Linked DNA regions of Homo sapiens: regions 1, 2 and 3 are each linked to region 4. Evidence: chromatin contacts called from ENCODE Hi-C or POLR2A ChIA-PET data. All regions are on one chromosome and are shown on one strand. The core of a region is the stretch at or near the end of the contact, and the rest is flanking DNA. Distances in the headings are between cores, read along the strand shown.

Region 1 (4,826 bases), core at 1,752-4,251, 500 kb after region 4:
GTTCACCACTTTGTAGCTTGAGAAAGGAGCTAGAGTTGGCCTGGAATGTTTCCCCCTAATTCAGGGCAGGGGCAGCTTGTCATTTCGTAGAGTCCTCTGTTTCGAGGGGTCCAGGTACACATTTGGGAAACTCATGTGTATGAGGGAGTCTTGCAATAAGAGGACAAAACTGATGTTCACACAGAATCGGTCTAGAAACTGTATTCCGTGAAAGGATGAAAGCTCTTAACTTCTCTGTCCCCACCCCCCCAAAAAACTTTACTGTCACATAAGAGTTGACTAATGACCCTCCACTAAAAATTACACAGTATACTGCCTGCCACCAAATACGAATTCAGTAAATACTTGGAAAATAAGTGAATAATTTCAATTCACAGTCACATGACAAGTTGTCAAAAGCAATTATAAAAGCAATTGTATTGGACTCAGCACATCCCACTGGAGAAGCCAGGGCAAGGAAACAGATCCCTCAGCACCTTCTTTGAAATACAAAGATTTGAAGAAGGTCAGAGCAGATTGTTTTGTTGTTGTTCTTCTTGGGCTACCAGGAAGTCACAATGATGACAGACGTACAGATGTACATTTGGACAAAATGTACAGATGTACAAAGAAATGTAAAGATGAAAATTGATAGATCAATAGATCCCAATCTAAAGAGCCTCATTCGGCCTGAAATAAAGCATTGATTGACTGAGCCCGGTTTCTGTTTTCTGAGATAAGGAATGATTTAAGGTCAGAGGATAGGAAATGCTGCTAACTGCCCCATAGCCCCTAAGAGAGTGAACATGCCCCATTCAAACACATATACCCATTTACTTAGCCATTTAAAATGACACAGGGGAGGCCAGGCACGGTGGCTCACGCCTGTGATCCCACCACTTTGGGAGGCCAAGGCAGGCGGATCACCTGAGGTCAGGAGCTCGAGACCAGCCTGGCCAACATGGCAAAACCCTGTCTCTACTAAAAATACAAAAATTAGCCGGGTGTGTTGGCTGGCGCCTCTAATCCCAGCTACTCGGGAGGCTGAGGCAGGAGAATTGCTTGAACCCGGGAGGCAGAGGTTGCAGTGAGCCGAGACTGTGCCACTGCACTCCAGCCTGGGACACAGAGTGAGACTCTGTCTCAAAACAAAAACAAACAACGAAAATTACACAAGGGCTGTGCAGTTCCTAGCCCCCCTCCCAACACACACATGCTCCACTCCATGCACATTCTGTCCCCTGCCATTGTGATCAGATAAGAAAATGCAGCCAACTCACTTCAATCAACTGGAACCTCCCCAAAAGGTATAGTTGTGTGAATTTCATTTCCGACAGAATGAGAAGGATGCAGTTCATGTGCGAGAAGCCGTCTTGCAATAAGAAAGGGGGGTGGCATTTTCAAAGCCCCCGACCCCTTAGCACGAGTTAATTCTAAGTCACCACTCTATCTTCCTCAGTGTTGTTGGTCTGCTTGTTCAGTGCCACTCAACAATGTGGGGATCCCATTGCCCATCAGACTGGCTTTGGAAACTATTTGCCACACTGATGCAACTCCTGCGACCGAGGTTCGAAATTGGCATCTCTTCCGGCCTTTGTGTTTTTGAGTGTCCTGGCTGCTTGGGTTTCAGACTGCAGATTTTGAGCTTGTTGTAGAATTTGGGAAAGGAGGGGCTTGAAAAATAATACACCAGGGGATCCAGCATGCTGTTCATGTAGGTGAAGCTGAGGGTTATGTGCAGGGCCCCATGGACAGAGGGATCGCAGGCACTCGAGGGCACCGTCCAGAGGAAATAGAGTCTAGCAGACACGCTGGGCAGGTAGCATGTGATGAACACAATTGCCACCACCATGATGAACCGGGTCGCCTTCTTCATCCGAGCCTGTCTGGCCAGCTGCTGCCTCCGCCTCAGGCTCCAAACAATCTTGAAGGAGCAAAATAAGATGATGCCGAGGGGCATAAAGAACTCCAGCTGGAACATGATGTCATGCCAGCCATTGGCCGACTCCATGATGAAGCTCTCACAGGAGACGGCCGTCTCTTGCACGCAGAGATGGTTCTCCAGCAAAAGATACACTGTTCCCAGGATGACCAGGGCCCACAGGGTGCAGACGATGCCAGCCGCCACCCGGGTGGAGATAGTGTTCACCGCGTGGTGGGGGTGGACCACTTTGAAATACCTGTCCGCAGCCACCACCGTAAGGAACACGATGCTCCCGGCCCTGTTCATGGCCAACGTGAAGAGCCCCACTCGGCAGGGAATGTCCCCAAAAGCCCAGTGTCTACGTCTGAGGTAATAGTCTGTCCGAAAAGGCAGGCAGATCATAAGGAGGAAATCAGCCACGGCCAAATTGAAAAGGTAAACAGTGCTGGGCTTCCAGGTCTTCATGTGGAAGCAGAAACCACACAGGGCGACCCCATTGCCTAGTGCGCCCAGCACAAAGGCCACAATGAGCAGCGGCGGCATCACCTGGGAGATGGTGTCCCCCTCGATGCGGCAGCACGACCCGTTGTACATGGCGGGGACAGAGCAAGTGTCCGGGTGCAGAGCAGCCCAGGGAGTCCCCACAATGGCACAGATGCTTATCTGAGCGTTAGCACTCACCCAGCTGCTGCGTGTCTGACTTCATCACCCAGGATGCGGGTCCTGTGTGTGTGGGTTGGATGCTGCCACAGCAGCGAGAAGAGAAACTTCAGCCAGGAAATGAGAGACCCAGGGAGGTCCTTTCTCTGGAGCCCGTCTCACAAGCCGCCTGCCTCTGGGAGAGGCCAAGCCTGGAGCCGGATGAAGCTTGGAAATGCATGCAATTTTGCAAAAGTGGTCATTTCTGAGAGGCGGTAGGGTGGGGGGGTCCGATGAGATTGATGCCGTAGAGGAGCGATTGGGTCCAGCGCCAGAGTAATTTTCATTTTCAGCTTCGCTGTTCCTCCTCGGACTCCGTGCTGGAGAGCACACAAAGCTGCCCAGAAGGCAAGAAGAAAGCTTGTTTGTCCTCCCTCCTGGTGGAGAAATCCAAACATTTCCTGGAGTGGTTCTGGGCTCCTGCCTTTGCTTTCCTCCCGTAACCTTTGCCTGACTGCCTTGTCCTCTCCCTCATCCCACGGGGCACTCCCATGCGGTGCCAGAGAGGGGAGGCTTTGCTCTGCAGCTCCTCCGGGCCATTTCCTGTGCCGAAAAATACCGCGCTCAAAAATTGGAGGAGTCTGCGGAGAGAAAAGTTCTAATCACGATACTTGATGGATGTTAGAAAAATTCTTTGACGGGAGTCACCTTTCCCCCGCTCTATTCCCACCTCCCTGCCCTTTACATCCTTCCGTGAACCAAAGTGGCCAGTTGCACAACCACCAAGACCATGAAATAGATCTGAAGCCCACTTCTCATATGTCTGTCTCCACAAAACGGCCTCTTTGGGAGCCGGTTTCCCCCTCTGCTGGGAAGCAGAGCCTAGAACTTTTACAAAGATTTGGCCCTGAGTTTCCATTGGCTGTTGAATGAGCCAAACACCATGAGATGTACGTTTTTAATTTCAATTATGTGCTGAGCCCATCAATTAAAACTGCCCCCTGGGGGCGGAAGAGGATTGGAGGAGTTGATTAAGGAGTCCATCTCTAAAGCAATCATGAGTAACATTAGACTGCACAAAAAATTGGAGTCTTTGCTAAAATTTCCTGTCCTTTGGCTTTAAGGATTATTAATCTGCCCTGTGCCTTTCAGCTTCCAGTTTAGAAAATGGGGTGGAGGCCGGGCGCGGTGGCTCACGCTTGTAATCCAAGCACTTTGGTAGGCCCAGGCGGGCGGATCACCAGGTCAGGAGATGGAGACCATCCTGGCTAACACGGTAAAACCCCGTCTCTACTAAAAATACAAAAAAATGAGCCAGGCGTGGTGGCGGGCGCCTGTAGTCCCAGCTACTCGGGAGGCTGAGGCAGGAGAATGGCGTGAACCCGGGAGGCAGAGCTTGCAGGGAGCCAAGATTGCGCCACTGCACTCCAGTCTGGGTGACAGAACCAGACTCCGTCTAAAACAAACAAACAAACAAACAAACAAAACAACAAGAAAAAGAAAAAGAAAAAAGAAAGAAAGAAGAAAATGGGGTGGAGGCCAGTCGCGGTGGCTCACATCTATAATCCCAGCACTTTGGGAGGCCGAGGCAGGTGGATGACTTGAGGTCAGGAGTACAAGACCAGCCTTGCCAACATGGTGAAACCCCATCTCTACTAAAAATATACAAAAATCAGTCAGGTGTTGTGGCATGTGTCTGTAATCCCAGTTACTCAGGAGGCTGAGGCAGGAGAATCACTTGAACCCGGGAGGTGGAGGTTGCAGTGAGCCGAGATCGTGCCAATGAACTCCAGCCTGGGTGACAGAAAGAAACTCTGTCTCAAAAAAAAAAAATGGGGCGGAAAAGAGGGGGTGCATTGAAAGAATGTGTCTGTCTTCTAGATGCACACTGAAGCTAAATTCTTCCCACTGGATGCTGGACTCCAAATCTGTCCACCCACATTCTCCCCTGCCTCGCCCTAGCACAGACCGCAGTCACTTCCCACCTGAACTGTTGAAACAGTTTCCTAACTGGTTTCCCTTCCTCTCATCTATTTCCTGTAAGTCATCTTCTACACAATAATCTGATTTTTCTGAAGCACAGATATTATCATATACCTTTTTTCACTTAAAAATCTTCACTAGCTCCCTTCAATCTGCCAAGGGGCTAGAATGATGGCCTGTGGACCATATCTGGTTTAAAAACCAGCCTGGCTTGGCCGATATGTTTTTAAAACCTGGTGCAGTCCTATAAAAACCTGGATTTCTGTTGTCTCTTAGAACACTGGAAGATCTGGCCACACTG
Region 2 (5,029 bases), core at 2,128-4,627, 310 kb before region 4:
CTCAGGAGGCTGGGGCATGAGAATTGCTAGAACCTGGGAAGCAGAGGTTGCAGTGAGCCAAGATTGTGCCACTGCACTCCAGCCTGGGTGACAGAGTGAGACTGTGTCTCAAAAAAAAAAAAAAAGAAAGAAAATATTATCAAATAGGTTCATACTTTGGTGGGGTTTTGGTTTGTTTTGACTAAAACCCTTCATTCTCTGTACTGTATTTGAACAATACCTATTGATGGACATTTCTGGTGTTTTCAGTTTTTGAATTTCTACACAGTCCTGGAATGAACATTTCATTTGTATGTCTCGCTAATTTTTATACTTTTTGTAGAGTGCTGGGATTACAGGCATTTGTATGTCTTGTAATTTGTATGTCATCTTGCAATTGTGTACTATGTACCTTGGATGTACCTTTTAAAGATCGTTGGTGGTGGGACACGTGTTTTTTGAGGAAGATGGTACTGAGGTCAGCACCCTGGCTGCCCTGAGAGTGCAGTGCCACGTTCCCCACCCTCTCGCCAACCACAGGATTATGCTGCAAATGTAAATCTTTACCAATTTGATAGGCAAAAAATGGGATCTCAGCATTTTAGCCTGCATCTCTGAGTACTAACGAGGCTGAACACGAAATGAGCTTATTTTCTTTTCAGAAGCCCCTGAATGTGACAGTGATCCGCAGGGGGGAAAAACACCAGCTTAGACTTGTTCCAACACGCTGGGCAGGAAAAGGACTGCTGGGGTAAAGTATCTGTTTCTGTTCATTCTCACTGGGGCATCATTTGAGTGTTTGTTAAACATGAAGCTGGAGGGGAAGGCTGGGGAGACATTGGGGAATAATGGGAATCCCCAGTTTGCATGGAAACTGCAGATAAATCCTCGTGGTAGGAACGAGACTACAGCTCTAGAAGCAGAGGGAGCCCCAGAGTCTCTCCTGGGAGTCTCTCCAGTTCATTCATGCACTAGGCATTTGCTTTAAAAGAATGAAAGAACATTGGTGAAAAGGTCAGAAGGGCTCAGCCTCTGACCTTCCTGAAGGGAGCCTCCAAACTTACGCCATTCCTTTTCTTCTTTCTTCCAGCTGCAACATTATTCCTCTGCAAAGATGATTGTCCCTGGGGAACAGTAACAGGAAAGCATCTTCCCTTGCCCTGGACTTGGGTCTAGGGATTTCCAACTTGTCTTCTCTCCCTGAAGCATAAGGATCTGGAAGAGGCTTGTAACCTGAACTTCTGTGTGGTGGCAGTACTGTGGCCCACCAGTGTAATCTCCCTGGATTAAGGCATTCTTAAAAACTTAGGCTTGGCCTCTTTCACAAATTAGGCCACGGCCCTAAATAGGAATTCCCTGGATTGTGGGCAAGTGGGCGGAAGTTATTCTGGCAGGTACTGGTGTGATTATTATTATTATTTTTAATAAAGAGTTTTACAGTGCTGATATGACCCTGTTGTCACCCCAGCTGAATTTCTTATGACCCTCCCAAACCAAAGCTCAGATGGGGTCAGAAGAGCTTCATAGAAAGTTGGGCAAAACAGGCTAGCAATTGCAAAGTCAGGCTTTGACCAACATATTTCTTTGCACTGAGGCCTTGCTGCTGTGGATACGGAAATGGTTAAGTACTGTGCTTCCTCAGCAGCTGGGCTGTCAGGGCCATAGTAGCTCCCTTTGGAGAACAGGGAAAGCCTGGAGGCTTCCCAGGTGGCCCAGCGTGGTGTCCTGTCAGCTTCCTCTTTAGGAACCCACCAGAGGGCAGCAAGCTCCTTTCACTTCGCTAGTAAGAACCCCTCCGTTTTTGTGTGTTTTTGTTTTTGTTTTCTGGAGACAAGGTCTTGCTTTGTCACCCAGGCTGGAGTGCAGTGTCGTGATCAAGGTTCACTGAAGCCTTGACGCTGTGGGCACTGCCTCAGCCGCCCAAGTATCTGGGACCACAGGCGTGCACCACCATGCATAGCTAATTTATTTTTTGTAGAGACAGGGTCTCCCTGTGTTGACCAGGTTGGTCTCGAACTCCTGGGCTCAAGCAGTCCTCCTGCCTTGGCCTCCTAAAGTGCTGGGATCACAGGCGTGAGCCACTGCGCCCAGCCCACTGCTAGTTTGACTTTTTATAATTGAACCTCCTGGCTATGCCCTGAGATCAGCGCTATTTTGTAAACCGCTGAGGTATGGATAGGAACGAGTAGATCAGACCTCTTGAAAATGCTTATTCTTCCTCCCTTTTATTTTTTGTCTCTTTTAAGATGGTAAAATGGTTCTCAGGGATTCCTGCCAATACTTTGAATTATTTTTTCCTCTCCATGGTATCAGTGTTCATTTCCCCAGTTCTTGCACACCGCTTTCTGTTTTGGCAGTTCTGCCAGGCAAGCCCTGTGTTCCTTGGGACTGGTTTTGCTGTGGTTGGATACAGATACCAGCTTGCCTTGATGGGATTGGTATTGCTGTGTGCTTCCAGCCACAGGTTCTCACACTCAATTCCAAAGCCTTCCTATTGGGCGAATTCCCTCAAACTCTATTTGACCTGACAGCCATACGTATTCCCCTCTGGTAGCCACAGACATGCTGTGTTTACCAATGTTTGCTGTTTAAATTGCATGTTCTAATTCCACGTATTTTCCAGTCTCTTTTATAAAGTCTCAGACTATAATAAACACAGCTTGCCCAGTTTATCCTTTCTTTTTTATTTTAAGATGTATGCATATTAATCAATTTACCATCACTGGGGCATGGCAGTGTGGGCGGGGAGAATTATTCACATTCTCCTAAAATGACAGCAGCAGAGAGCCTTCTGCCTCAGTGGCTCTGGCTGGTTTCCTGCAGGGGTCCCAGTGGAAACCCGTGTGGCCACCTGTTGCCGTCTTCCATGAGATGTTAGTGGAGAGCCACTTTGACGTGGAATGATCCTAATAGATATAGCCAGACCGGTTTTGCGGAAACGCTTTGTGCTGAGAACCGCAAGCTGGTGCACCCTGTGTCATATCTGCCCCCAGCCAGCTGGAATTGTCTGCAACACGCGGTGCCCGGTGAGGAGGCAGGCAGGACGGTTGTGTGCTGCATCCATGAGACCTGGAAATTCAGTTTGCTTTTGGAAAAGAGCATTGTATCCGAGTTCATACTTCTCCACCCCATCTTGCCAAGGTTGCGGAAAGTAAAAATTGGCAGTATTGGCCGCTGCAGCTTCTTAGGGGACGGGACCATGTGAAAAGGTGGGATCGTGCGAGCGGAGGAAGGACAGAAAAGCGAGGAAAGTCTATGCCGCCAGCGACCGGCAGGAGGCACGTCGGGCACGCTCGTCACCGTTTCCTGGCACGTGACCACCGCCCTGCCCTGTCGCTTTAGGGCCTGTCGCTTCCGGCGGTGGCGGTTGCCATGGGGACGGAGCTTGGGTGGCAACCAGAACTAGGGAGCTGGTGGAGAAGGTGGCGGCCGCTGGAAGGAGGCCCGGGAGGTGGCTGAGGGGTCCAGGCGGCGGGACGACTCTGGCCTTTTGAAGACCGGGGTGGGTGCTCTCTGTAAGTCCGGGGCGGAGGCCACGCGGCCCTGGCGAGGGGGCCCCCGACCTGGCGGGGTCTGGTGCCCCTTGGGGGGCGCTCACCCGACCTGGCCCTTGTGGGGCCTGGGGCGGCCCCAGGGAGACCTGAGTTGGAGGCAGAGGCCGCACCTGGGCTTTAATCCCCTCGCAGAGCCACGCACCTGGCACCCCTGCCCCAAACCCCTGCGGCTCGAACCCGGCTGTCCAGACGCGCCGGCGAAGTTGGGCTCAGTCAAAAGAGGCTCGGTGGTGAGAGCCCTAGACTTGATTCAGAGCAGTGATTTTTCAGCTGGAGAAACTAAGTGCCAGAGAAATCTCGTTCTTACTAGCGGTGTCATCTTGAATAAGTCACTTCACCTCTCAGAGCCTCAAACTCATTTATCCATTCATTATTTATTTATTATTATTATTATTATTTTTTTTTTACCAGAGATGAATTTGAGGAGCTGATACATTTAGTGCTGAGAAAGAAATTAAGAAATAGAAATACCTTTTCTACTCTGTACTCTCTGGGACTTTATTTTCAAAGTGTTGAGTTCTCTTATTCTAATGTCACTGAAAATGTAGGGATTTTTTTTGTTCGGGGTCCAACTCTTTAGGGATAAAGTATCCATCCTTATTGTTTTCCTAGTTCAAACTCTTGTTTGTTGTAAGGAATAAATGGAGAATATGCCAGAAGGCTTTCAAACTGTTCATTTCTTTGCACATTAGGGTTGCTTTTCTCTCAAATAATAACAACTGCTACCATTTTTTCAAGCTGTATGTGCCAGAATTGTGATGAGCATTTTATATATGTTATCACTTCTCTACAACAACCCTAGAATTTAGGATTATTCTTTTCATTTTGCCCATGAGAAAATGCAGACTCTGAGGGGTAAAGTGACTTGCCCAAGGTCACAGAGCAAGTACGTGGTGGAAATGGGATTCAATGCTAGGACAAGCTGACAGCAAGGCCCTTGCTTTTAACCACTAGGCTACCCTGCTTCTTCTCGTATTCCTGTTTCTAGAATTGTTGCTAATATGTGGGTTATGCATTTTGCTGCCTGTGGGAATATAAATATATTTTAAATGAGTAAAAAGGCTACAAGGTGTTTATTCCCAGAAAGTTGACAGGCCCTGGATCAGTATTTTTAAGATCTGGGCCACAAATACATATACTTTAAGATTTCCCAGCTGCGCGTGATGGCTCACGCCTGTAATCCCAGCACTTTGGGAAGCCAAGGCGGGCGGATCACTTGAGGTCAGGAGTTTAAGACCAGACTGGCCAAAATGGTGAAACCCTGCCTCCATTGAAAAAATACAAAAATTAGCTGGGTGTGGTGGCAGACGCCTGTAATCCCAGCTGCTCGGGAGGCTGAGGCAGGAGAATAGCTTGAACCCTGGAGGCAGTAATTGCAGTGAGCCAAGATCGTGCCACTGCACTCCAGCCTGGGCAACAAGAACAAAACTCTGTCTCAAGAGAAAAAAAAAAAAAAGGTTTCCCACAAATGTGACTTTTTTTTTTTTTTTTTTTTT
Region 3 (5,284 bases), core at 537-3,036, 390 kb before region 4:
GGAATTCGAGACTGGCCAACATAGTGAGATCCCATCTCCATGAAAAATAAAAACAAAATTAGCTGGGCGTGGTGGCACATGCCTATAGTCCCAGCTACTTGGGAGGCTGAGGTAGGAGGATCACCTGAGCTCAGAAGGTGGAGGTTGCAGTAAGCCAAGAGCACACCACTGCACTCCAGCCTGAGCAATGGAGTGAGACTCTGTCTAAAAAAAAAAAAAAAAGAGAGAAAAAGAAAAAAAAAAGAGGCCAAATTTGCCCACCACCAACTCTTACCTGGTTTTGAAGAAAGAATCTCCTTCCTAGGGTTTTAGGACCCAGCTGCCTCATTCTTTTGCAAGGATCACTCACTCTTCTATGAGTATGAACAAGCCCCTTTCCAAAAGAAGTCCTCACTGCGGGCAAGGCTGGGGCAGTGCAGCTGCGTGGGTGGTCATGGGCACTGCCCTGCTGAGGGCAGGGACTGGGATACCAGGCCCCTCCTACCTGCTTTATCTCTGAGACCAGGAACCAAGGGACCATATCCTACAGTTGATGAGCAGGGATGCTGCCCCTAGAGTCCCTTGTCTAACACTCTCCCCTCTCCTGTGTTCAGAGGTTTGGGCTCTGGGTAGCAAAACTGAAGACAGCTCATCTTTAGAGATCATCGGCCGGGCGCGGTGGCTCACGCCTGTAATCCCAGCACTTTGGGAGGCCGAGACCATCCTGGCTAACAAGGTGAAACTCCGTCTCTGCTAAAAATACAAAAAATTAGCCGGGCGTGGTGGCGGGCGCCTGTAGTCCCAGCTACTCGGGAGGCTGAGGCAGGAGAATGGCGTGAACCCGGGAGGCGGAGCTTGCAGTGAGCCGAGATCGCACCACTGCACTCCAGCCTGGGGGACAGAGCGAAACTCCGTCTCAACAACAACAAAAAGAGATCATCAAGCCGGCAGACAAGATGCTGCCAAACTCTGACCCCACCTCAGGGCCTTTCTCCGTTCGCTCTTCCTGGAATCCTTTTCCCGAGCATGGTCCCATGGCTGGCTCCCAAATGTCACCTTCTCGGAGAGGTCTTCCGTTATCAAAATTAGCTCCCCTGCGATCTTCGCTTCCACATATTCTCATCAACTGCCTTTTTTTTTTTTGAGACAGGGTCTCACTCTTGCCCAGGCTGGAGTGCAGTGTCAGGATCAGGGCTCGCTGCAGCTTAGACCTCTGTCCATCAATCGATCCTCCCACCTCAGCCTCCTGAGTAGCTGGGACCACAGGTGTGCGCCACTACGCCAGGCTAATTTTTATTTGTTATTTGTGTAGACGCAGGGGGGTCGGGGTCTTGCTATGTTACCGGGCTGGGCTCGAACTCCTGGCCTCAAGCGATCCTCCCACCTCTGCCTCCCAAAGCGCTGAAATTACAGGTGTGAGCCACCACGCCCGGCTCATCGCTTGCTTTATTGTCTGAATCGCGTTTATCTCTCTACAAAAGCAGTGTCATCCGTCTTTCCCTCCAGAGCAAGTCCCCTTCCTTCCCTGGTTCCAGAATTCCCCTCTCCGCGTGGTCCCGCTGGCAAAGCGCTGGCACCCGCAGCTCCTCGGTCCCGCGGCGCTGGCGGCCGCCCTGGCCTCCCCCTGGCTGCCATAAGGCACTACTGCCTTATGCGCAACACAAACACAGACACAGTATTGGACCGGGGCACGCTTTAATCGGGAGGGCTGGAGCAGAGGGCGGCCCCGCCGAGGGGCGTGGTCAGTGTGGGCGGAGCCTTGGGGGCCGAGTCCGCTGGTGGGCGGGACCCAAGGGGAGCAGCCAGTAGGGAAGTTGGGCGAGTTCCAGAATCAGGGGGCGTGGCTGTGTGGCTGTGGCCTCCGTGGGGTGGGCGGGGCTTACATGCCGGGCACCACCCCATTGGTCTCCATGTTGGTGAGGTTACCCCGCAGGTTCTGCTCCTCCTCGAAAGCCTTGAACAGTGAGTTGAAGTTGCCGGCTCCAAAACCCTGTGGCGGGAAAGAGAGGAGATGAGCCAAGGACCCAGAAAACCGAGTGTGCTAGCTGCCTGTCCCCTCGGGCCTGCCGGGGACAAGCAGTACCTGGTGGTTGTGGCGCTGGATGACTTCCAGGAAGAGCGTGGGCCGGTCCTGCACCGGTTTGGTGAAGATCTGCAGGAGGTAGCCTTTCTCGTCGTAGTCCACCAGGATTTTCAGCTCCTAGGCGGGAGACAGGGGGCTCTGCTAGGGGAGGCTGGCACGGTGAGATCCTTGGAAAGTCCACAGGGGCTCCTGCACCCCAAAAGTCTGGAAATGACCTCTTTTTCTGGCAGTTCAGCCACCTCCAAATATATCCCCAAACTGTCCTATTACTATCCCCCTACTACAGTTCCTAAGGCACCATTCAAGACTGCTGCCCGCTTCTAATCTTGTATCCTTACAATCCATCCTCCCCGCAGACATTATCAGGACACTTTCTTTTTCTTTTTTGAGACGGAGCCTTGCGCTGTTACCCAGGCTGGAGTGCGGTGGCGCAATCTTGGCTCACTGAAACCTCCGCCTTCCGGGTTCAAGCGATTCTCCTGTCTCAGCCTCCCGAGTAGCTGGGACTACAGGCGCAGGCTACCATGCCCGGCTAATTTTTGTATTTTTAGTAAGACGGGGTTTCACGATATTGGTCAGGCTGGTCTCGAACTCCTGACCTCAGGTGATCCACCCACCTCGACCTCCCAAAGTGTTGGGATTACAGGCGTGAGCCACCATGACCTGCTGCGGGATCTTTTAAAAGTCGGATCATGTCATTCCCCTGTTTAAAATCCTCCAGTGGAAATCGGAACCCTCATGTACTGCTGGTGGGACTGTAAAATGGTGCAACCACTTTGGAAAACAGTCTGGCAGCTTCTCAAAAAGTTAAACATATAGTGTTGCTTCCTTAAAATACGGATTAAAAAAAAAAAAGGGGGTGGCCAGGCATGGTGGCTCACTTTGGGAGGCCGAGGCAGGTGGATCACCTGAGCTCAGTTCGAGACCAGCCTGGCCAACATGGGGAAACCCAGTCACTACAAAAAAAAATACAAAAATTAGGCTGGGCAAGGTGGCTCACGCCTGTAATCCCAGCACTCTGGGAGGCTGAGGTGAGTGAATCACCCGAGGTCAGGAGTTCGAGACCAGCCTGGCCAACATGGTGAAACCCCATCTCTACTAAAAATAAAAATAAAAATAAATTGGCTGGGCATGGTGGCACACGCCTGTTATCCCAGCTACTCAGGAGGCAGAGGCAGGAGAATCGCTTGAACCCGGGAAGTGGAGGTTGCAGTGAGCCAAGATCGGCCACTGCTCTCCAGCCTGGGCAACAGAGCAAGACTCTGTCTCAAAAAAAAAAAAAAAAAAATTAGCTGGGCGTGGTGGCGGGCGCCTATAATCCCAGCTACTGGGGAGGCTGAGGCAGGAGAATTGCTTGAACCCAGGAGGCTGGAGGTTGCAATGGGCCAAGATCGCACCACTGCACCCCAGCCTGGGAAACAAAGCAAGACTCCATCTCTAAACAAACAAAAGGGAACATGGAATTACCATGTGACCTAGCTACTCCTAGATATATTCCAAAGTGCATTGAAAACACGTCCACACAGAGCCTTGTACATAGATGTTCACAGTAGCATTACGTATAACACCCCAAAAGTGGAAACAACCCAAATATCTATCAACGAGGAATAGATAAACAATGTGTGTCTATCTATACAATGGGATATTTTTCAGCCACAAAAAGGAACGAAGCACTGACACACACCCCACGCAGATGAACCTTGAGCACATGCTATGGGAAAGAAGCTGCTCACAATAGGCCTATTTTGTGATTCCTTTTTTTTTTTTTCCGAGATGGAGTTTCACTCTGTCGCCCAGGCTGGAGTGCAATGGCGCGATCTCGGCTCACTGCAACCTCCCCTTCCCTGGGTTCAAGCAATTCTCCGGCCTCAGGCTCCCCAGTAGCTGGGATTACAGGCATCTGCTATCACACCCAGCTAATTTTTGTATTTTTAGTAGAGACAGGGTTTCACCATGTTGGCCAGGCTGGTCTTGAACTCCTGACCTCATGATCCGCCCACCTCAGCCTCCCAAAGTGCTGGGATTACAGGCATGAGCCACCGTGCCTGGACTTTGTGATTCCTTTTGATGAAATGTCCAGAATAGGCAAATCTATAGAGACTGAAGGTAGATTAATGGTGCCTAGGGCTGGGGTGGGAGGGGGGAAGGGAACAGAGGGGGTTGGGAGGTGCTGGCTAAGAGGCTCAAGGTTTCTTTTTGGGGTGACAAAAATGTTCTAAAATTGATTTTTTGCCCAGGCTGGAATGCAGTAGCCTGATCATGGCTCACTGCAGCTTTGACCTCCTGGCCTCAAGTGATCCTCTCACCTCAGCCTCCTGAGTAGCTGGGACTACAGGCACGAACCACCATGCCCAGCTAATTTTTTAAAACTGTTTTTTTTGTAGATACAGGGTCGCCCTGTGTTTCTCAGGCTGGTCTTAAACTCCTGGCCTCAAGCAATCCTCTCACTTCAACCTCCCAAAATGCTGGGATTATAGGTGTGAGCCACTGTGTCTGGCCTAACTGTTTTTGTTTTTCTTTTAGACAGGGTATCACCCAGGCTGGAGTGCAGTGGCCTGATGATGGCTCACTGTAGCCTCTACCTCCTGGGTTGAAGTGATTCTCCCACTTCAGCCTCCCCAGTAGCTGGGACCACAGACACAGATCACCACGCACAGCTAATTTTTTTTTTTCTTTTTGTAGAGATGGGGGTTTCGCCATATTGACCAGGCTGGTCTCAAACTCCTGACCTCAAGTGATCCACCTGCCTTGGCCTCCCAAAGTGCTGGGATTACAGGCATGAACCACCATACCTAGTCCTAAAATGGATCTTTTTTTTTTTTTTTTTTTTTTTTGAGACAGAGTCTCACTGTGTCGCCCAGGCTGGAATGTAGTAGCGCAATCTCGGCTCACTGCAACCTCCGCCTCCCGGGTTCAAGTGATTCTCCTGCCTCAGCCTCCTGAGTAGCTGGGATTACAGGCATGTGTCACCACGCCTGGCTAATTTTTGTATTTTTAGTAGAGGCAGGGTTTCACCATGTTGGTCAGGCTGGTCTCGAACTCCTGACCTCATGATCCGCCCGCCTCGGCCTCCCAAAGTACTGAGATTACAAGCATGAACCACCACACCCAGTCCTAAAATGGATTTTGATGATAGTTGCACAACATAGCAAATAGCTAGAAATCATAGAATTGTACACCTTAAAAAAATGACATGTTATGTGACATATGTCAATAACACTG
Region 4 (5,372 bases), core at 540-3,039:
GATAGACTGTAATATCCTCTTATTTCTCTCTACTCGCTTTATACAATTTGATGTGCTGTTCCTACCAAATGAGATAATCAAAATGAGAATATTAATATATCTGCTCAACTGTGAAAAGATGCCGGTACTGTGGGGGAAGGGATGGGAGCACTGGGAAAAACTATGGTAGCTTGTCTAATGCTTCACCGCCCACTTGAGACTTCAAGAGGACACGGTACACTAGATAAGAATCACTGCACACGACAGTACCTGTGCAATAGGAACCGCACACAGGGTTACTCCAAAGCCAATCGTCACAGTTTTGTGCCATGGTCTTATCAATTCTGAGAAACACCGCTTCTTAAAGTTAGCCACAACAGGAACACACAAACACTGTCTGTACCTGGAAGTAGAAGTCAGATTTCATAAGGCACGACCGCCAATCTGTAACAGGCTCTTGGATTTACTTGCAGGGGCTGTAAACTCAAACTCGAGCCAAGCAGGAACCTAAATGAGGATGCAGGACAGCTGAGGGGTTTTGAAATTTTCAACATACACCAAGTTTAAAATGTTGCCTCAGGCAGGGTGTTGGTGGCTCACGCCTGTAATCCTAGCACTTGGAAGGCCAAGGGCAAGGCGGGAGGATCACTTGAGCCCAGGAGTTCACGACCAGCCTGGGCAACATGGCTGGCAACATGACCCCGTGTCTATTAAAAAAAAATAAGTAAATAAAGGCCGAGGCGGGTGGATCACTTGAGGTCAGGAATTCGAAATCTGCCTGACCAACATGGTGAAACCCCATCTCTACTTAAAACACAAAAATTAGCCCGGAGTGGTGGCACGCTCCTGTAATCCCAGCTACTCGGGAGGCTGAGGCAGGAGAATCGCTTGAACCTGGGAGGCAGAGGTTGCAGTGAGCCGAGAGCGCCCCACTGCACTTCAGCCTGGGCAACAGAGCGAGACTGAGTCTCAAACAAAACAAAAAGAAAAAAAAAAATTAGCCGGGCGTGGTGGCGGGCGCCTGCAATCCCAGCTACTCGGGAGGCTGAGGCTGAGAATCGCTTGAAGCCGGGAGGCACAGGTTGCAGTGAGCTGAGATCTCGCCACTGCACTCCAGCCTGGGCGACAGAGGCAGATCTTGTCTCAAAAAAATTAAAATAAAATAAAATGTTGCCTTTAAACTTTTTAGAAACGGATGCCACAATAACCGCTCCTGCAGGCAGAATTTAGCTCTGGACCCCTGGCCTGGGTGCCAGTTGTGTGTGACGGTCCCGCTACAATCGCCCAGGAGCCTGCAGCGCTAGGTAGAGAGCCCTGCGCCAGCTCCCCCGGCCCCTTCTGCCCTCGGGAGGACGTCTTCAGACGCTCGTCTCCCTTCCCGGACTCCCCCCATGCCGTGTCCCTCCTCCTCTCCACGTCTCCTCAGGGACTTCGAGTGGCTGACGAGGGCTGGTCAGGAGGCGGAGCAGCCCCAAGAAGGCAGCCCGGGGTCTCGGGGACTCGTTTCTAGAAGATGGACGAACTGAAAAGGAAGCCGGGCTTGACCCAGGGGGCGGAGGCGGGGCTGTCCTCAGTCCTCCCGACCGGAGCGAGACGCCGCGACCCAGCTGGGCGGACGAGAGATGAGCGCGTAAGGAAGGCGGGCGCCGTGGGCCGGGCCACAGCGCTGTCCGCGTCGGTCCCTCCCTCTGGTCCTGTCCCCTCTACGCGGCCGCAGCGGTACCTGAAGAATGAAGTTACGCTGCGCGACAGCCAACTCTTCAGAGCCGCCATTGTGCAGCGCGCGGACGCCAGACGCACACGCCGGAAGTGACGCAGCTTCGTGAGCGCGGAGCGGGGCACGGCCTCCACCTGAGAGCGCCTCGCCCCATAGCCACGCCCCCACCCAAGGAAGCAGTCGGGATTGGGCAGGCAGGGGGAAAGGGGGCGAGGCTTAGGGCAAAGGCTGTAACGGCCGCGCAAGGCAACCAACCGCCGGAACTTCCGCGCGGGGCGGGGCATATGCAGGGCCTGAGGGCGCGGAGGTGGGTCCGGCGCGGAGCTGAGTCGGGCGCCGTGACGCTGGCGGGTGGGCGGGGACTCAGTTCGGGCCAGGGCTTGAAGGGAATTTCCTGGTGAGTTAGGGAGGCGGGGCCGGGCGGGAGGCGGGGCCGGGCGGGAGGCGGGGCCGGGCGCGGCGACGGCGCTGTCACTTCAGCACCAGGAAGTAAGTGGTCCAGCCGGCCAGCAGCAGCGCCCCGATGAGCACCGTGTAGCTGAGGAGCACGAAGGCGAGCAGCTCCCGCAGCAGCTGCAGCACGTGGACGGTGGACGAGGCCGGCATCGCGCTGCGCGGGAGCCCCAGGACGGTCGGCGGCCTGCCGGGCTGGCGCCGTCCCAGAGGGGCGGACGGGAACACACGAGGTCCTGGCCCTCGAAACAGCAAACGAAGGCCAGGAAGCCCACAGTGCCGACCTCCCCAACAGCCTCCTGGACGCTCGCTTCTCGGTTACACTGGAGAATCCTTCTCAACCCAAACTGCCCTCGTTCTTCGGCTCTGATCCGGGCTGAGGAGGCAGAAGCCCGGCTCTTCCCCGCGCCCCGCAGCTGCATGAGTTTTCCTCCCTGGCCCGCTCCTCCCACCACCTCCTGCATTTTTAATGCTGTGAGTGCCGCTAATGCGCTGGTGGAGTAAACCTTTCTTTTCCCGTCACTCAAGCTGCAGCCCCAGCTGCGGCCCTGGCTGGAAGGGGAAGGGGAGAGAGACCCATTTGGGCAGGAGGAAGGCACAGGCCCAAACCTGCTCTTCTGTGAGTCCCCTGGCCCCAAGGCTTGCCAGCAGCAGAGCTGGAGGATCTTTGCTTTGTGGTCCAGCATGCTTGCCTTCTGGCCAGCTGGGACTGCAGGGTGCCAGGTGGTGGGTGGGCATCAATCCGATCCTGGGCTCACCCCCGCCACCGTGCTCTGTGCATCTGCCCCAGCCCTGCTAACTTCCACCAGAGACGACATCAGACAGTAAGAACCCCACACCAGCTCATCAGACAGTAGGAACCCTACAACACCTCCAATGCTGCTTTGCCCAGCCACTCCCCACAGTGTCAGGCACTGGCTTCCTTCTCTCCCCACCTCACTTACTTGGCAAAGTTTCCACGAATCTTCCACCCTGAAGCTCCGCGGTTCTGTCTGCTCTGGTGCCCAAAGGTAGCTTGTGTGTATTCTGCGATCTCGGCAGAACTGAGATTTTCAAGCAGCGGCACTCAACAACTAGGTGTGGTCTAGAGACCAATTACAACCTCCGCGTGGTCCCCGAGCTCTCAGGGAGCTGCGCACAGGCGTTCCTAGCCCAGGCGGGGCGCTGGCAACCCTGCCCGCCCTCTGCCTGTGTCGCCACCACAGCCCACAGGGCTCAGATGTGGTTTCACAGACCCAGATGGGCTGAGCAGGCGGCACACTAGTGGGTATTTCAAGCCCCTTCTTGTTTTTTTCTGAACATTGTAAGGGGTTATGGGGTTATAGTGCGAACAGTTTCGTTTCTAACAAACACATTGAGAGCAGTCCCATCTCCTCCGAGTCTGGGCACCAGAAGAACCACTGGACAGTGTTCACTTGCGACCGCCCAACTACTAAAGCAAAAGCTGTTGTCTTAAAAAACATGCAAGTGCAAGCATGCACGGGTGTGAGAACCAAGCTTAAGTGACCGAGATCTCCTGAGTGCTTGATTCCGATTTACAAAGAGTTTTGCAGCTTACAGACTCATTATACAGATACTTTCCCAATGTGACACTTCCAATTTCACCTCCTCACAATGTGAGGCAAAAGGAGCCAGTGAGGATTTCTGCAAAGAACAGACACTTTCCCAGATGCAACAACAAAGGAAACGAAAGCATAAACTATGCTGCTTCTGATTATTTTGCTCGTTGCCGTAGTTTTTAGTTCAAGACTGTTTTCTGACCTTTGAAAAGAGCAGGCAGTGTGGACATCAACCCTTTTATCAACATCATCATCCAGAAGCAAATGGCTCCTTAATTTAATCAGGATCTCTTATTATCAAATTATTGCCTTGGCCACAGTGAGGCTGAAAACAGGAGCAGAACATTATCAAGCTGCTCAGGAAGCCAGTGAGTAGTAATTACTCCCCCAGAGAACTGGTCATCTTCCGTGTCCTACCTAGTGGCAACGGAGTACAGCTGAGATTTATACCCTCCTCCACACCAAAATAATGGATGAAACAGACAGGCTATTAAAAATAGGCCTGATTCTGTTCCCTTTTAACCCTCACATCCTTCAAATGGATGTCTCCAGGCAGTTAAGTGTTCTAGCCTTTGCGGCCCCTTGTTACCGCCTGATTTTGGGTGTTTTACAGCAACGGAGGAACTTAAGCAAAGAAACACTATGTGGCTTGAAATTCACACTAATCCATTTAGAAATAAAAGAATCTGAGAAATTTTAAATAATTGCCTTTTTCTTCTGTTGTCTGACAAAAAAGGTATCCTCTATTTTCTATAGGATGTCATCATTAAACCACGACTGAATATATCACAGTCTACAATAAATTCAGTCTAAAGAAGATCATCTATGTGATGTCTGCATTTTTTTGCCTCACCATCTTTATCATAGTCCCTCTTACTGTCTGCTTTAGACATCCAGTTCATTTTGATATTTTAAAAAGAGTATTTCAGCTGGTGTGGTGACTCACACCCATAATCCCAACACTTTGTGGGGCTGAGGCAGGAGGGCTGCTTAAAGCTAGGAGTTCGAGACCACCCTAGCCAACAGAAAATTAAAAAGATAATAAATTTAATGAAAAAGAAAAAAAGAATTATTTCTCTTGAGGCCAGGAGTTTGAGCAACAAAGACCCTGTCTCTAAAAGGAAGAAAAAAAAATTGCTGGGTGTGGTGGTGCTTTGCTATAGTCCCAGCTACTCGTGAGACTGAGGCAGGAGGACTGCTTGAGCCCAGAAGTTCAAGGCTGTGGTGAGCTATGATTGTGCCACTGCACTCCAGCCTGGGCAACAGAATAAGACCTCATCTCAAAAAAATAATTTCTTCTTGAATTAAACTCTGCTCAATACAAACACTTCCTCCTGGTGACAGGCTGGTCTTTAGTGTACAACTGAGAACAAGACCGACCAACACATCATGCTTAATCATAATCCATTTGCAGTGAGGGCAGATCTGAATCGAATAGAACTCACAATGAGACTGTCCCAGTTTTCTCTGAGAATTAAATGTGCTGTTTTAAATCATCCCTCTTTCAACCATTACTCTTTTGCTCCACAATTAACAAAATACTTAATTCTCTGTTGGTTAGAATTCAACACTCTATAGCAAGACACAAAACAGTGTCTGTGTAGACTTCTTTATTAAGGGGGCTGCTGGTGTAGAACTGTCTACCCAACTAGACAAAAGTCCAG

What was found. Hi-C counts contacts between places; a loop is a spot of excess contacts on that map. ChIA-PET counts read pairs that join two places held with the same protein, here RNA polymerase II (POLR2A). Pooled maps may share reads with other maps.
Region 1: a pooled map shows a loop between it and region 4 (2.0-fold over the local background). The contact joins the promoter of HCAR1 here to the promoter of DIABLO in region 4. A Hi-C loop is called at or near these places in 4 of 50 pooled maps. POLR2A ChIA-PET finds 5 or more read pairs at or near these places in 2 of 52 experiments (GM12878 and HEK293).
Region 2: a loop to region 4 is called in a map of naive thymus-derived CD4-positive, alpha-beta T cell, with 10 times the contacts of the local background. The contact joins the promoter of CFAP251 here to the promoter of DIABLO in region 4. A Hi-C loop is called at or near these places in 2 of 168 maps with a recorded cell type or tissue (both naive thymus-derived CD4-positive, alpha-beta T cell), 2 of 37 single-sample maps with no recorded cell type and 10 of 50 pooled maps. POLR2A ChIA-PET finds 5 or more read pairs at or near these places in 2 of 52 experiments (K562 and naive thymus-derived CD4-positive, alpha-beta T cell).
Region 3: a map of naive thymus-derived CD4-positive, alpha-beta T cell shows a loop between it and region 4 (21-fold over the local background). The contact joins the enhancer-like site here to the promoter of DIABLO in region 4. A Hi-C loop is called at or near these places in 3 of 168 maps with a recorded cell type or tissue (CD4-positive, alpha-beta memory T cell and naive thymus-derived CD4-positive, alpha-beta T cell), 8 of 37 single-sample maps with no recorded cell type and 15 of 50 pooled maps. POLR2A ChIA-PET finds 5 or more read pairs at or near these places in 3 of 52 experiments (PC-3, activated CD8-positive, alpha-beta T cell and activated CD8-positive, alpha-beta memory T cell).

Annotation. Positions count from the first base shown.
Region 1 is chr12:122,727,843-122,732,668 of GRCh38, forward strand. It overlaps HCAR1 (hydroxycarboxylic acid receptor 1), which reads right to left and starts at 3,002. Exons shown (of 1, transcript NM_032554.4): 1 at 1-3,002. The coding sequence starts at 2,497. The coding sequence ends at 1,457. RefSeq lists an enhancer at 1,764-2,431.
Region 2 is chr12:121,915,215-121,920,243 of GRCh38, forward strand. It overlaps CFAP251 (cilia and flagella associated protein 251), which reads left to right and starts at 3,378. Exons shown (of 22, transcript NM_144668.6): 1 at 3,378-3,481. It overlaps PSMD9 (proteasome 26S subunit, non-ATPase 9), which reads left to right. Exons shown (of 6, transcript NM_002813.7): 5 at 642-730; 6 at 1,070-3,083. The coding sequence ends at 1,097. RefSeq lists a silencer at 3,507-3,656.
Region 3 is chr12:121,837,870-121,843,153 of GRCh38, forward strand. It overlaps HPD (4-hydroxyphenylpyruvate dioxygenase), which reads right to left. Exons shown (of 14, transcript NM_002150.3): 13 at 2,063-2,179; 14 at 1,658-1,969. The coding sequence ends at 1,859. Among named protein-coding and RNA genes, the nearest start is that of TIALD, 16 kb to the right of the region's middle. RefSeq lists enhancers at 979-1,649, 2,321-2,990 and a silencer at 1,612-1,811. Within about 2 kb of position 1,787, at least 16 of the 41 ENCODE cell types and tissues checked have a DNase peak (open chromatin) inside an H3K27ac peak, as active enhancers do.
Region 4 is chr12:122,224,263-122,229,634 of GRCh38, forward strand. It overlaps DIABLO (diablo IAP-binding mitochondrial protein), which reads right to left and starts at 1,790. Exons shown (of 6, transcript NM_001371333.1): 1 at 1,703-1,790; 2 at 250-382. The coding sequence starts at 1,752. LOC128125816 reads right to left here and starts at 2,302. Exons shown (of 1, transcript NM_001414998.1): 1 at 2,168-2,302. The coding sequence starts at 2,302. The coding sequence ends at 2,168. LOC101593348 (a long non-coding RNA gene) reads left to right here and starts at 2,180. Exons shown (of 1, transcript NR_103497.1): 1 at 2,180-4,530. It overlaps VPS33A (VPS33A core subunit of CORVET and HOPS complexes), which reads right to left. Exons shown (of 13, transcript NM_022916.6): 13 at 5,302-5,372. RefSeq lists enhancers at 192-1,097, 1,507-1,556, 1,567-1,806, 1,860-2,154, 2,104-2,935 and 1 more and a silencer at 2,097-2,236.